3 separate regions of the Homo sapiens genome follow, and all the other regions are linked to region 2. Evidence: chromatin contacts called from ENCODE Hi-C or POLR2A ChIA-PET data. All regions are on one chromosome and are shown on one strand. Each heading gives the region's core, a stretch centred on a gene start or an enhancer-like site at or near the end of the contact. The rest is flanking DNA. Distances are from core to core; before and after follow the strand shown.

Region 1 (3,859 bases), core at 693-3,192, 1.1 Mb after region 2:
GTTTTTCATGTGATTTAAGAGCTCTGGTTGCCTCTCAAAGGGAACAGAGTGCAGCTGGCCCATAAAGCTGTCGTTGTTTGGGGTTTTGGAAAATTCTCTTCTGAGAGGGTCAGAACAACCCTGAGTCGTGACCAGGGCCAGAGCTCAAGCTACTCAGGGAAACCGCGGTCCCAAGGGTGGTGGGGTCAGCCAGCCAAACACCTAATCAGGGCTGCAGCTTTCCACATGGGTGGGAGCCTGTGCATCGGTCTCACAGGGTCTCAATTCCACTTCCTAGGTGGTCTGAGACCTAGCAGTTCTCCAAGAGGAGGCAATTACTGTAAGCGGGGAAGCAAGGAGAAGCGGGGAAGCAATGATTCTACTGATGGTCCACACCAGTCCCACACTTTGTCATGGAAGATTCAGTTCCAACAAACCCCACAGGCAGGAATTCAACTCCCAATGGAGCTAGAAACTTCTACTTCTTTTTTTTTTTTTTTTTGAAACAGAGTTTTGCTCTTGTTGCCCAGGCTGGAGTGCAATGGCGCGATCTCAGCTCACTGCAACCTCTGTCTCCCGGGTTCAAGTGATTCTCCTGCCTCAGCCTCCTGAGTAGCTGGGATTACAGGCATGTGCCACAATGTCCAGCTAATTTTTGAATTTTTAGTAGAGACAGAGTTTTGCCATGTTGGCCAGGCTGATTTCGAACTCCTGACCTCAGGTGATCCACCCACCTCGGCCTCTCAAAGTGCTGCGATTACAGGCATGAGCCACTGCACCCAGCCTTCTACTTCTTAAATAATATTTTCTGAAACCCTGAGATGTTGCAACGTTGTTCTACTCCCACTCCAATTTAGAACATCACTCAGTTATTTATTTCTTTATTCATTTATTTGGCAAATATTTAATACTCGCTGGATGTAAAACAACAGCAACAACAACAATAACATGGCCTGGCACTGTGCTAACCACTACAGTGAAAGAACAGATACAGTTCTCCTCTTTATAGATCACACAGTATCGTGGAGGAAACAGGTATTATTTCTTTTATTTATGTAATACTCGCATAATCTCTGCTATGCACAGAGCACTGCTCTAAGCACTTTACAAATATAAACAGTTAATCCCCTCCACAACCCTATGAAGTAGGTGATATTAATATCTCTATTTTTACAGATGAGGAAACTGAGGCACCAGACATTAAAATAACTTTCCCGGGATCACACAGCTGGGAAGCGCTTAAATCCAGGTAGTCTAGCTCCAGCACTCAGGCCCTCAAATGCTACAGTTAGGCTGCCTTTCAAGCAGATAAATGCTAATCAATAGACTATCCAGAAATGAAGACTGTGCTCGGCACTCTGAAAGAAAGCCAGGAAAGAGCAAGGGGATTTTTCACATTGGTTGAGAGTCAGGGTAGACTTCTCTGCAGAAGGAACAGAAAGGAGGAAGATTGCTCCAAGCAGGGAAAATTGCAAAAGTAAAGGCCCTTGAGTAAACAAATCTTAGTGAATTCAAGGACCTTCGAAAGAGGTTAGAGTCATCAGAGGGCAAAGGGCACATGAAGAGATGAGGTTGCAAGGGAAAAGGGTACGCAGTGTCAGGCCAGACTCAATTTTGTTTGGTGGTTCTCAAAGTAAAGTGGAAAAAAGGGCCGATCTTTAGGAAAACAGCCATAGGAAATAGAATGATCAAGTAGGGGAGCTTCATGTTTTCATTTTGAGAAGGGCCCCTGATATGATGTGGCTCTGCTTCCCCACCGAAATCTCATCTCAAATTGTAATCCCCATATGTTGACGGAGGGACCTGGTGGGAAGTGATTGGATCATGGGGGTGATTTTCCCCATGCTGGTCTCGTGATAGTGAGTGAGTTCTCACCAGAGCTGGTGGTTTTAAAGTGTGGTACTTCCTGTCTCTCCTGCTGCCTTGTGAAGAAAGTACTTGCTTCCCCTTTGCCTTCCACCATGATTGTAAGTTTTCTGAAACCTCCCCAGCCATGCAGAGCTATGAGTCAATTAACCCTCTTTTGTTTATAAATGACTCAGTCTCAGGCAGCTTTTTATAGCAGTGTGAGAATGGACTAATACAACCCCATAGCACATTTCACAAATGTCTAATCCTCACAACCACCCTGGAAGGAAACAGATCAGATAGATTTAACCCCTTTGCGATATCCCACCCACCTTCCTAATGCCTGTCCCCTCTCCTGTGTTTCTGCTGGTATAATCTCAGTTTTGTTCTGGGAAACCTATGTCTAGCCCCACACAAATACCCCTGTCCTAGCCTGCCCTGTAGCCAGGGGTGGCCTTGTACACTGCCTTGGCAGAAGAGACATCAGTGCAAATCTGCTGGGAGTCTGGGGAGCCCTTCGCTTTTCCTAATAGGCATAAACTTGGGTCCATGGGCTCATCACCACCTCCCCTTTCTTCCTATCTGGAGAAGGACAGGATGTCTACAGCTGTAAAAGCCATCATGCAACTGTGGTGGGACAAGTATAGGAGAAAGGCCAAGAGATGCTCTGAGAAGCTGACCCTGAACCAATGCCGGCAGCCACCCACAGCTAGACTTCTTGCTATGACTTCGTTTCAGCATTTTTAAGTTTTAGGGCTTGCATTCTCTACCTAAATGAAGCATCTGTTTTTATTTATTTATTTATTTTTTATTTTTCCAAGACAGAGTTTCACTCTTGTTTCCCAGGCTGGAGTGCAATGGCACGATCTTGGCTCACGGCAACCTCCACCTCCCAGGTTCAGGTGATTCTCCTGCCGCAGCCTCCTGAGTAGCTGAGATTACAGGAGTGCACCACCACGCCCGGCTAATTTTCACATTTTTAGTAGAGACGGGGTTTCACCATGTTGGTCAGGCTGGTCTCGAACTCCTGACTTCAGGTGATCCACCCGCCCCAGCCTCCCAAAGTGCTGGGATTACAGGCATGAGCCACCACGTCCAGCCAAAACACCTATTTCGCTACAAGCAAACTAAGGATGAGGAAATATCAGACTTGCAAAAACATCACAGAGCGGATTTAAGACCAGGTACACCTGACTCCACATCCAGCGCTCTATCTACTATATTACAAATAAATTCTTGTTTGCCTTAGGGATTTCTATGCATGTTCAAACTTTCCGGGCATTACACTCACCAATCCCGGAAACTGTGTTGCACAGAGCCCCTTCTGGACAGGCATGATTTGGGTCAGTGAACCCATCCTCCTCTGGTTACCAGAGCCAATAGGGTCAATGCACCGTCTAGCTGAAAGCCAGTGATATTGTCTGCTCCAAAAGATGTGCTGGCCAAATAAAAGTCTCTCTTGCAGGGATTTGAATTACGTCATTCTGGGAGATTAAGAAAGGAGACAATGGGACCCAAAGTAGGAAGGTAAGGACTGGTGAGAGCAGCTCACAAGATCTTGTGAGAGGCGAAGTTATGAGTAAGCAGAAAATTGAGCAAGCAGAAGTTATGACAGAAAACACCCAAAAGATGGGCTCAATGAAGCAGTGGGCCACGGGCGGGCAGGGGAGCAGTCCACCCCAGTGCAGGCATGACCCAGAGAGACTTTAAAAGCAATAATGAAACCCACACCAAATTGATCTGCTTTTATTAACACCAAGCACTGGCAAATCTAAACGATATCAGTAAAGCAACCTTTTGTTGGTCTAAGTTTCAAACTATTGTGGCAGTTAATGTTGAATTTTAATAATGTGTATGCAAGCTTTAAATAGCCTGCTCTTCATATCTTATATTTTAAGAAACACCGTATGCCACATGGAAGTTAATTCAGAGAACATCCAGTTAGCATTTAGTCCAAATACAGCTACACACAGACTCAGCTACACATATTTGTTTCAAGTGTAAGTCTTCAACAGCTTCGAACTGTTGAAAC
Region 2 (4,312 bases), core at 1,767-4,266:
TTCTGCATCCAGCAAATTCAGGAATCTTGATCTCTCTGGTTTTCATTATACTTAGTTAAAATTAAGATACAATTCAGGCAAATGTGTCTAATGAGCATAATTAAATTGTTTTACATTAAAAGGTAAGATTAGATCCTATTGATTCTCATTCTAATTTAAATGTGGGGAGTTAGTTTGGTCTATTTAAGCCTATTAAAATTGTACATAACTCCTGGAATATCAAGCACTACTAATAATCTACTCTCATCATAAACTTTCTTCTAGATCTAGTTAGTAAAGGGGTTTTGACTTCTTTTATAATACAAATAAAGAGGTAATTTTCCAAACCTTGCTTGAAAAATTAAGCAAGTTTTGTCTCAACACTCAACATTTATTGAACATCTGCTGTGCGATAGGTTTACATCTTCCAGATGCTGGCAAAAATACACAAAGTGTGCTTTCGTGAAGTTTTCAATCAAGGAGATAAAATATATTTTAAAAAAACTATAAACTTGCAAGGTAGGAGAAGAGCTTAAGCTCAGGAGTTTGAGACAAGTCTGGGTAACATAGTGAGACCTCATGTCTACTAAAAATTAAAAAATATATATATTAGCCGAGCGTGGTGGTGTGCACCTGTAGTCCCAGCTGTTCAGGAGACTGTGGCGAGGGGATCAATTGAGCCTGGGAGATCAAGGCTGCAGTGAGCTGTGATCACACCACTGCACTCCAGCCTGGGCAACAGAGCAAGACTCTGTCTCAAAAATAAATAAATGGATAGATAGATAGAATAAAAAATAAGAAAAAATTAACTGGGTGTGGTGGTGTGTGCCTGCAGTCCTACCTACTTGGGAAGCTGAGGCAGAAGGACTGCTTGAGTACAGCAGTTTGAGTCTGTAGTGAGCTATGATTGTGCCACTGCACTCCAGCCTGGGTAATGGAGCAAGACCTCATCTCAAAGAAAAAAGAAAAGAAAAGGACTATTATTAAAATCAAGGTGTCAGCTAAAGAGCAGTTATATATATATACACACACACACACACACACACACATATGTATATGTGTATACATATATATGTAATCTGCAAATTAGGTAGCTAATATTGCATAACTCTGTTCTCCTAGCACCTTTTCAAGTTACCCTTAGCCTTTGTCAGGACCTCGCTAGACTAGATTCTTTACCTAGAAGGATAGCCCAAACCTTCCTTCCTTCCTTGTCTTTGTTGGGTTCCCAGAGTTTTCCAACAGCGAAACATTAGACAAGGAAGTACTAAAAAAGGTCTCAGTGAATCTCCTGGGTTCTTGACAAAATTCTCCTTTATGTAGAAGAAACCCGCTTGTCCCCTTGTAATCAGGATCAATCACTCTGGACAGAAAAACAACCCCCAATTCTGCCTGTGAGTGTAGCAGTACGTGAAGCCCCACATAGGGTGTACTCTTAGGCCAACTGATCAGAACCATTACTGTGCATATATATATATATAATATATGTATATACATATACGTATGTGTATATGTGTGTGTGTGTGTATATATATATATATATACACATATATAGTAAACTTGCTTAGCTCTAAATACACACATAGTGAAAGAACAAGTTGAACCGGTAAGTTCTACCAAGAACCACATGAAACTACCAGCAGACACTATTGTAAGCGCCAAGGGGACCTTTCTCCTTGGCCCTCTGAGGTTTGGCTGAAAATCACTAACATGAGGAACATTAATAGAAAAAACATACAAATTTACTTAACGTGTATACACAGGAAGAATCACAGCGTGATTACCCACCCCTCAGAGGGCTTCAGAAGCTTGTGGATACAATCCCAGCGACACAGGTTATGATAGGGAGAAGAGGAATTCTGTTGAGGGATTACAAAGGAGAATGAATGTATCAGGAACACATTAATTTGTACAACATCTTGTGAAAGGGTCTGCTCAGGTGTGATTACTACATTCTTGGTCTTACAGGGAGGCAACAAAAACAATTATGTTCCTTGTGATGTGTCTAAACTTTATCCTTTGCTTTGGCAGAGATGGCGTGGGGATTTAGGGGAGTGGGACCTTGAGGCTTCTTCAGTTCAGATGTCAAAACGCCATTATTTGGGGGTATGTTTCTGCGCCTCCAACACTGTTTAACAGGGAGGCTTGTTTCATCCAGTAAGGGAGTCAAGAAATGGTTCCCCGAAGAAAACGATTCTTGAAATCTGACAATAAATGAGGTGTCAAACAGGCAAAAAGTGTGTCGGAATGAGCACGGATGAGGGTAGGGTGGAAAAATCTTGGTACTTAGTCTGTGGGAAGACCTGAGGAAAAAAAGCCACTACAGTTTATAGTTCAGTGTATGGTGGGCGAACGAGATGAAGCCGAAAACTTGGACAATCAGGGATTGTCCAAGAGCAAGGGAAAGCCACCAAAGATTTTTCAGCAGATTGCCGTGATCATATTTGTATTTGAAGACTACAACGATGCTGTATGAAAAATGGATGCACAAAGCCGAATTGGGAAGCTATTGTTCCTGGAAAGTATAACCCTGAAGGCGGAGAGTTGTAGAGAACAGAACTGATGTTTAAAAAGAAAAATCCACAAAACGTGGTGGTGGAGCACGTACCTGAAGTTATGCCTATTGCGCTTCTGATTTCAAATAAGTAATTGTTTTAAATTGCCTACTAACATAAAAAAGCCCAGTCGATTCCAAACACTGGCACCCAGGCGTGAGAATCCATGGTTATTTCCTTGGGTGAGCTTTATTGTATTTTTGCGGGCGCTATGGAAATGCTCCTCCAGGCAGTACAGATCAGCAGCGGCTCGTAGTGAAGAACGTTCAAGGAAGAGTTTGTCCCGGATCAACAGGACATGGGGCTTGGGAAGCCTGGACTGCCATGAGGAAGGTCGATTCACCACTACAGACAGGGAGCCTGAGGCCTGGGTGGTGCCGACAAGTCGGCAGTCACGCCAGGTCAGGAAGCGCCGAAGCCGCGGGAAACCCTGGACTCCATCCCGGGATTTGTCCCCGTGTCGAAGATGGTATCCAGGTCGCCGAAAACTTCCCGGAAGTTTAGACCAAGACCTACTTATTATCTACGGTGTCCGGGAAGGTCCATGATTGTTCCACATAAAGTCAGAAGGGAGGAAAGGCGCACGCGCATTGGGGACTTGACTCTGGAAAGCGTCCAGACCAAGGTCAGCGGAGAGTAGGCATGTAGCTTCTGCAGTTGCTCCTCCTCACCCTCCGCGACCTGATTTCCTAGAAGGGCTCTGTCACCCGAAAAGATTTTCCACTGGCTTAGAGGAGGGAGGGCCCGCCTTCCCCCGTTATCCATTGGCTGCTCGTTCCGCCGCAAGTTGGGGGCGGGGTTAGGGCGCCTTTCGATTGCATCAGCTGGTCCAGCCGAGGCCAAGTCCCGGGCGCTAGCCCACCTCCCACCCGCCTCTTGGCTCCTCTCCTCTAGGCCGTCGCTTTCGGGTTCTCTCATCGCTTCGTCGTTCGCCAATGTTTGAGGAGAAGGCCAGCAGTCCTTCAGGGAAGATGGGAGGCGAGGAGAAGCCGGTGAGCAAACTTGGTGGGACCCAGAGACCAGCCTGGGACTCTAGTGGGTGCAGACGCTACGCTCGCGGCGGGAGCGGGGGGCAGGAAGCAGGAAGCGGCCGGGACCGCGTGGGTCGGAGAAGTGGGGGATGGTGGGACTCCTGGAAAGTCGGAACCCCCTTTGGGAACCATCCATTCATAAATTAGGGTGGGGCCTTGCAGTTCATCTGTGGGTCCATTCTCTTTACAGATGAGGAAACAGACCTTGAGTGAGCGACTTGTTCAGAGCCTCACATCTACAGTAGTTAGACGCGGAGACAGAATCAGAATCTTAGGCTTGAGGCTTCCAAACTTGCGTTTATGGCTTACTGTAAGCGGGAAACACATTGCAGAGCCTTATTTAATCAATCTCCTAAGATCCTGCGGGGGTAAAGAGCTCCATTTTAAGGAAAGGAAAACCGAGTGCCCGAGATCTGACCCAGCTTGTCCAAGTTTGGGTGGTTAAGTATACATTTTGCCCGGCACTGATCTGGGCGGTGCATGTGGGAAGATGAATAGGGCCCAGTTCCCCGACTTTGAGGGCCTCACAGGCTGATGTGTAAGAGACAGGAAAACAGCCCTAGTGCTTTGTGATCAACCTTGTGGTATTACAGAAGAGGAAGTTTAGGAAGGCACTTTAGAATTTAGTTTGGAAGAATGATTTCACCAGGTAAACAGGCAGGACGGGGCTTCCCACGTAAAGGTAGGGAAGGCAGTGAAAAGGGGCACGCAGGTGAATTGTCTTTCGGGTTGTTTGCAAGAGATATG
Region 3 (4,208 bases), core at 651-3,150, 1.2 Mb before region 2:
GCCTGTAATCCCAGCACTTTGGGAGGCCGAGGTGGACGGATCACCTGAGGTCAGGAGTTCCAGACCAGCCTGACCAACATGGAGAAACCCCGTCTCTACTAAAAATACAAAATTAGCCGGGGTGTTGGTGCATGCCTGTAATCCCAGCTACTCGGGAGGCTGAGGCAGGAGAATCACTTGAACCCGAGAGGCAGAGGTTGCAGTGAGCCGAGATTGTGCCTTTGCACTCCGGCCTGGGCAACAAGAGCGAAACTCTGTCTCAAAAAAAAAAAAAAAAAAAAAAAAAAAAAAAAAAAAAAAGTAAGTTATGGCTGGGCACAGCAACTCACACCTACAATCCCAACACTTTGGGAGGCCGAGGTGGGAGGACTGCTTGAGCCCAGGAATTTGAGACGGGCTTAGGAAACAGAGTGAGACTCATCTCTACAAAACAAACAAACAAAAAAATTAAAAAATCATCCAGGTATGGTAGTACACACCTGAAGTCCCAGGTACCTGGGAGGCTGAGGTGAAAAGATCACTTGAGGCCAGGAGGTCAAGGCTGCAGTGAGCCATGACTGCACCACTGCATTCCAGCCTGAGAAACAGAGCAAAACCGTGTCTCAAAAAAAAAAGTTACTAACCAAGGATCTGCAAGCTCCATTGAACTCAGAGCCTACATTCTTCGCTGCTATGTACCAATTCTAACAAACATGGTCTCCAGTTTCCCATTGCAAAAGAGAAAATCAATGTAGCATCCATTGCTTGTAAAGGAAACTCTTACCACAAAACTGATCAGAACAAATAAGAAAAATTCCGTTAGGAGAACTACTTCACATTCAAGGATCTGCCACACACAGCAGCATTCCCCAAACTTTTGGAGCTAGGTGTTGGTTTCACGGAAGACAATTTTTCCACGGACCTGGCAGGGGGGCAGGGGATGATTTTGGGATGAAACTGTTCTACCTCAGGTCATTAGACATTACTTAGATTCTCATAGGGAGCGTGCAACCTGGATCTCTTGCATGTGCAGTTCACAATAGGGTTCATGCTCCTATAAGAATCTAATGCCGCCACTGATCCCACAGGAGGTGGAACTCAGGAGGTAATCCTTGCTGCCCCCTACTCCTACATTCAACTCCTGCAGTGCTGGCACAGACTAGTACCAGTCCGCAGTCTAGGGGCTGGGGACATACAGGACAAAAGCACATGGATGTTAAAGTCAACTACCACTCTTGAGGACTTGCTGAGAGGCAGCCTGGTGGTATTTACTTCACTGGTTCTTGAAAAGTCAATTCTTTGGACTCTTACCAAGTTCACATTCAGAGTGCACATCATCTCAAATGTGTGATGATCCTGGGGCACCTTAGGAGAGGTAGAAAAAGGGTAGGGCCCTGCCAGAAAGATCTTGAAAAGAACTAGGGTGTGTGGGGGTACAATGAAGCTCTCATAGGTCAAAATGCTTATAAATGCTCCTATCAGCTTTAAATCAAAAACTGAAATTGTTGTTCTCAGATTAATTTTATCCAGCCAGAGGGACAAACTCTAAGAAGCAACATCTCTAAAGGTTCCAAAACAATTTCTTTCCATTGCATTTGACACAGTGCTAAAAGGACATAACACAGACATTTCATTTCCTAAAAGCTGCCCTACTTTTCTAGAATGAACACTTAATACTCATTTTTTTCCAGCTAAGTAGAAAATCTGAGGGAGAAAAATGAATTTGCATCTACATATTAGGTAGGTATCCATGTATATCTTAAAACAAAATTTTTTTAAGTAGAAAGTTGTATTTTTTATACAGCATAGTACTAATAATTTAAGTTTTTGTCTTTCTCTATGTTTCTCCAATATTTTCTCTGTGCATGTACTAAAAACAGAAAGAATACCGACCTGGGGCCACAGTCCAAATATGGCTCTGGCATCCACAGATGTGACTTTGGTCTTGTCATTTAAACTGACTGAGTGTCAGTTTCAGTTTCCTCCGATATACTAAAATGGAAACAATACTACCTAGTATGAGAGCTTTAAGAGATACATACATAACTTCGGTGACACAGGTACTTGGTCATGTAATTTGTTATAGTTGTTGGGGGTAGCAGGATCTGTGCTTCTGCTTGATTTCCTTTCATGAGTAAACAAAGAGTAGGGGAATTATTCAAGAATCTCTCGGCAGGGTGTGGTGGCTCACACCAGTAATCACAGCACTTTGGGAGGCTGAGGTGGGTGGATCACTTGAGGCCAGGAGTTTGAGAACAGCCTGGCCAACATGGTAAAACCACGTCTCTACTGAAAATACAAAAATTGGCAGGATGCGGCAGCATGTGCCTGTAATCCCAGCTACTCGGGAGGCTGAGGCACGAAAATAGCTTGAACCCGGGAGGTGGAGGTTGCAGTGAGCTGAGATCGTGCCACTGCACTCCAGCCTGGGCAACAGAAGGAGACTCTATCATTAAAAAAAAAAAAAAAACAAAAAAAACTGTTACATGAGACTAGTAACTTCTACTTTTCTCCCAATCTTGTTTCCCATATTAAACTAAATTGACTCTACTCAGGCTCACAATTCTTTTTTCTGTGGATCAGGAATTCCTGAAATTAGCAACACTGAAGTTGGCCCTAAATCTGTAAGACTTTAACTACATTAGGAATATCTGAAGCCAGGGTAAAGGAAATAGCATTTTTCTATTAATAGGATTTATCTTCTAGCAGCACACCATGATTTATGTCTGGTCATTATGCATCTTATCTTTTGCAATAGAAAGCACTTTGAACCCTCTGCAAGACCAAAAAAGTAGACCAATGGCTTTCTTAAGAAACCACATCTGGGCCGGGCGTGGTGGCTCATGCCTGTAATCCCAGCACTCTGGGAGGCTGGGGCGGGTGGATCACAAAGTCAGGAGTTCGAGACCAGCCTGACCAACGTGCTGAAACCCCGTCTCTACTGAAAATATAAAAATTAGCCAGGCATGGTGATGCATGCCTATAATCCCAGCTACTCAGGAGGCTGAGGCAGGAGAGTCACTTGAACCTGGGAGGTGGAGGCTGCAGTGAGCTGAGATCATACCATTGCACTCCAGCCTGGGAGACAGTGCGAGACTCCGTCTCAAAAAAAAAAAAAAGAGACCACATCCGAGAGGAAGGACCTGCTTGGGCATGCACACACAAAAAAGCTTTCTCAGCTACTAATTTTGTTGACAGTAGATCAAGTTGCTAAAAGGTGGTAACAAATTGAGAATAGAAACCTATATAACCACTGGAGCACTGGAATTTAAGGTGCCACACTGTACTCAATCATCACGAGCATCAGGCTGGGTGCGGTGGCTCATGCCTGTAATCCTGGCACTTTGGGAGGGCGAGGCGGACGGATCACGAGGTCAGGAGATCGAGATCATCCTGGCTAACATGGTGAAACCCCGTCTCTACTAAAAATACAAAAAATTAGCTGGTGAAACCCCGTCTCTACTAACAATACCAAAAATTAGCCAGGTGTGGTGGCGGGTGCCTGTAGTCCAGCTACTCTGGAGGCTGAGGCAGGAGAATGGCGTGAGCCCGGGAGGCGGGGCTTACAGTGAGCCGAGATTGTGCCACTGCACTCCAGCCTGGGCGACAGAGCAAGACTCCATCTAAAATAAATAAATAAATAAATAAATAAATAAATAAATAAATAAATAAAATAAAAAATAAAAATCATCATGAGTATCTAATCCTTTCTGGTTAACACTTCAAAAAAATTATAAATATACACTATGCAAGTCTTACAGATAATCAACTCAGGTAAAAAACAAATAACCATCATCACCACTATCAACTGCTTCCCCCCTCAAACAAAAATCCAAACCAGTCCCAAGAAGAGAAATAACCTAGAGGACTCCAAAAAATCAGGGTATACAAATAAGAATCATAAAGAAATCCTTGCCTCAAAAATAAGTTTAATTGGAGTTTTTCTTTGAATTTGATTTTCACAAGTTACCTGTTTGGGTGGGTAGGAAGGACGGAACGGAGAGTATTCACTGGCAATGTCTGTAGTCTCTTCATCCCTATATTTCACAATCGCTTTTTGAACTCCACAAGAAAAACAAAGAAAGAACTGACAAATATGGAGCTAATATATTTCAATATTCTTAAGAGAAAACGGATTTACCATTCTTTGCTTGTTGATCACAGGAGAATGAACATAGCTGAATGAAGGAGAGCAGAGGTGGATACCAACAAGGTACGAGAGCACCCGT

The links. A loop is a pair of places that touch in the nucleus more often than their neighbours do. ChIA-PET counts read pairs that join two places held with the same protein, here RNA polymerase II (POLR2A). Pooled maps may share reads with other maps.
Region 1: a loop to region 2 is called in a map with no recorded cell type, with 10 times the contacts of the local background. The contact joins the enhancer-like site here to the promoter of TARS1-DT in region 2. A Hi-C loop is called at or near these places in 1 of 37 single-sample maps with no recorded cell type and 3 of 50 pooled maps. POLR2A ChIA-PET finds 5 or more read pairs at or near these places in 2 of 52 experiments (HEK293 and OCI-LY7).
Region 3: a pooled map shows a loop between it and region 2 (8-fold over the local background). The contact joins the enhancer-like site here to the promoter of TARS1-DT in region 2. A Hi-C loop is called at or near these places in 1 of 37 single-sample maps with no recorded cell type and 6 of 50 pooled maps. POLR2A ChIA-PET finds 5 or more read pairs at or near these places in 1 of 52 experiments (activated CD4-positive, alpha-beta T cell).

Annotation. Positions count from the first base shown.
Region 1 is chr5:34,497,294-34,501,152 of GRCh38, forward strand. No RefSeq gene overlaps it. Among named protein-coding and RNA genes, the nearest start is that of RAI14-DT, 160 kb to the right of the region's middle. RefSeq lists enhancers at 1,866-2,015, 2,466-2,535. Within about 2 kb of position 1,943, at least 9 of the 41 ENCODE cell types and tissues checked have a DNase peak (open chromatin) inside an H3K27ac peak, as active enhancers do.
Region 2 is chr5:33,437,618-33,441,929 of GRCh38, forward strand. It overlaps TARS1-DT (TARS1 divergent transcript), which reads right to left and starts at 3,017. Exons shown (of 3, transcript XR_001742630.2): 1 at 2,588-3,017. It overlaps TARS1 (threonyl-tRNA synthetase 1), which reads left to right and starts at 3,348. Exons shown (of 19, transcript NM_152295.5): 1 at 3,348-3,526. The coding sequence starts at 3,470. RefSeq lists enhancers at 2,694-3,281, 2,936-3,245, 3,346-3,535, 3,796-3,855, 3,870-4,312.
Region 3 is chr5:32,278,816-32,283,023 of GRCh38, forward strand. The region is part of intron 1 of MTMR12 (myotubularin related protein 12); the gene reads right to left. Among named protein-coding and RNA genes, the nearest start is that of MTMR12, 32 kb to the right of the region's middle. RefSeq lists enhancers at 1,851-1,900, 1,921-2,030. Within about 2 kb of position 1,901, at least 5 of the 41 ENCODE cell types and tissues checked have a DNase peak (open chromatin) inside an H3K27ac peak, as active enhancers do.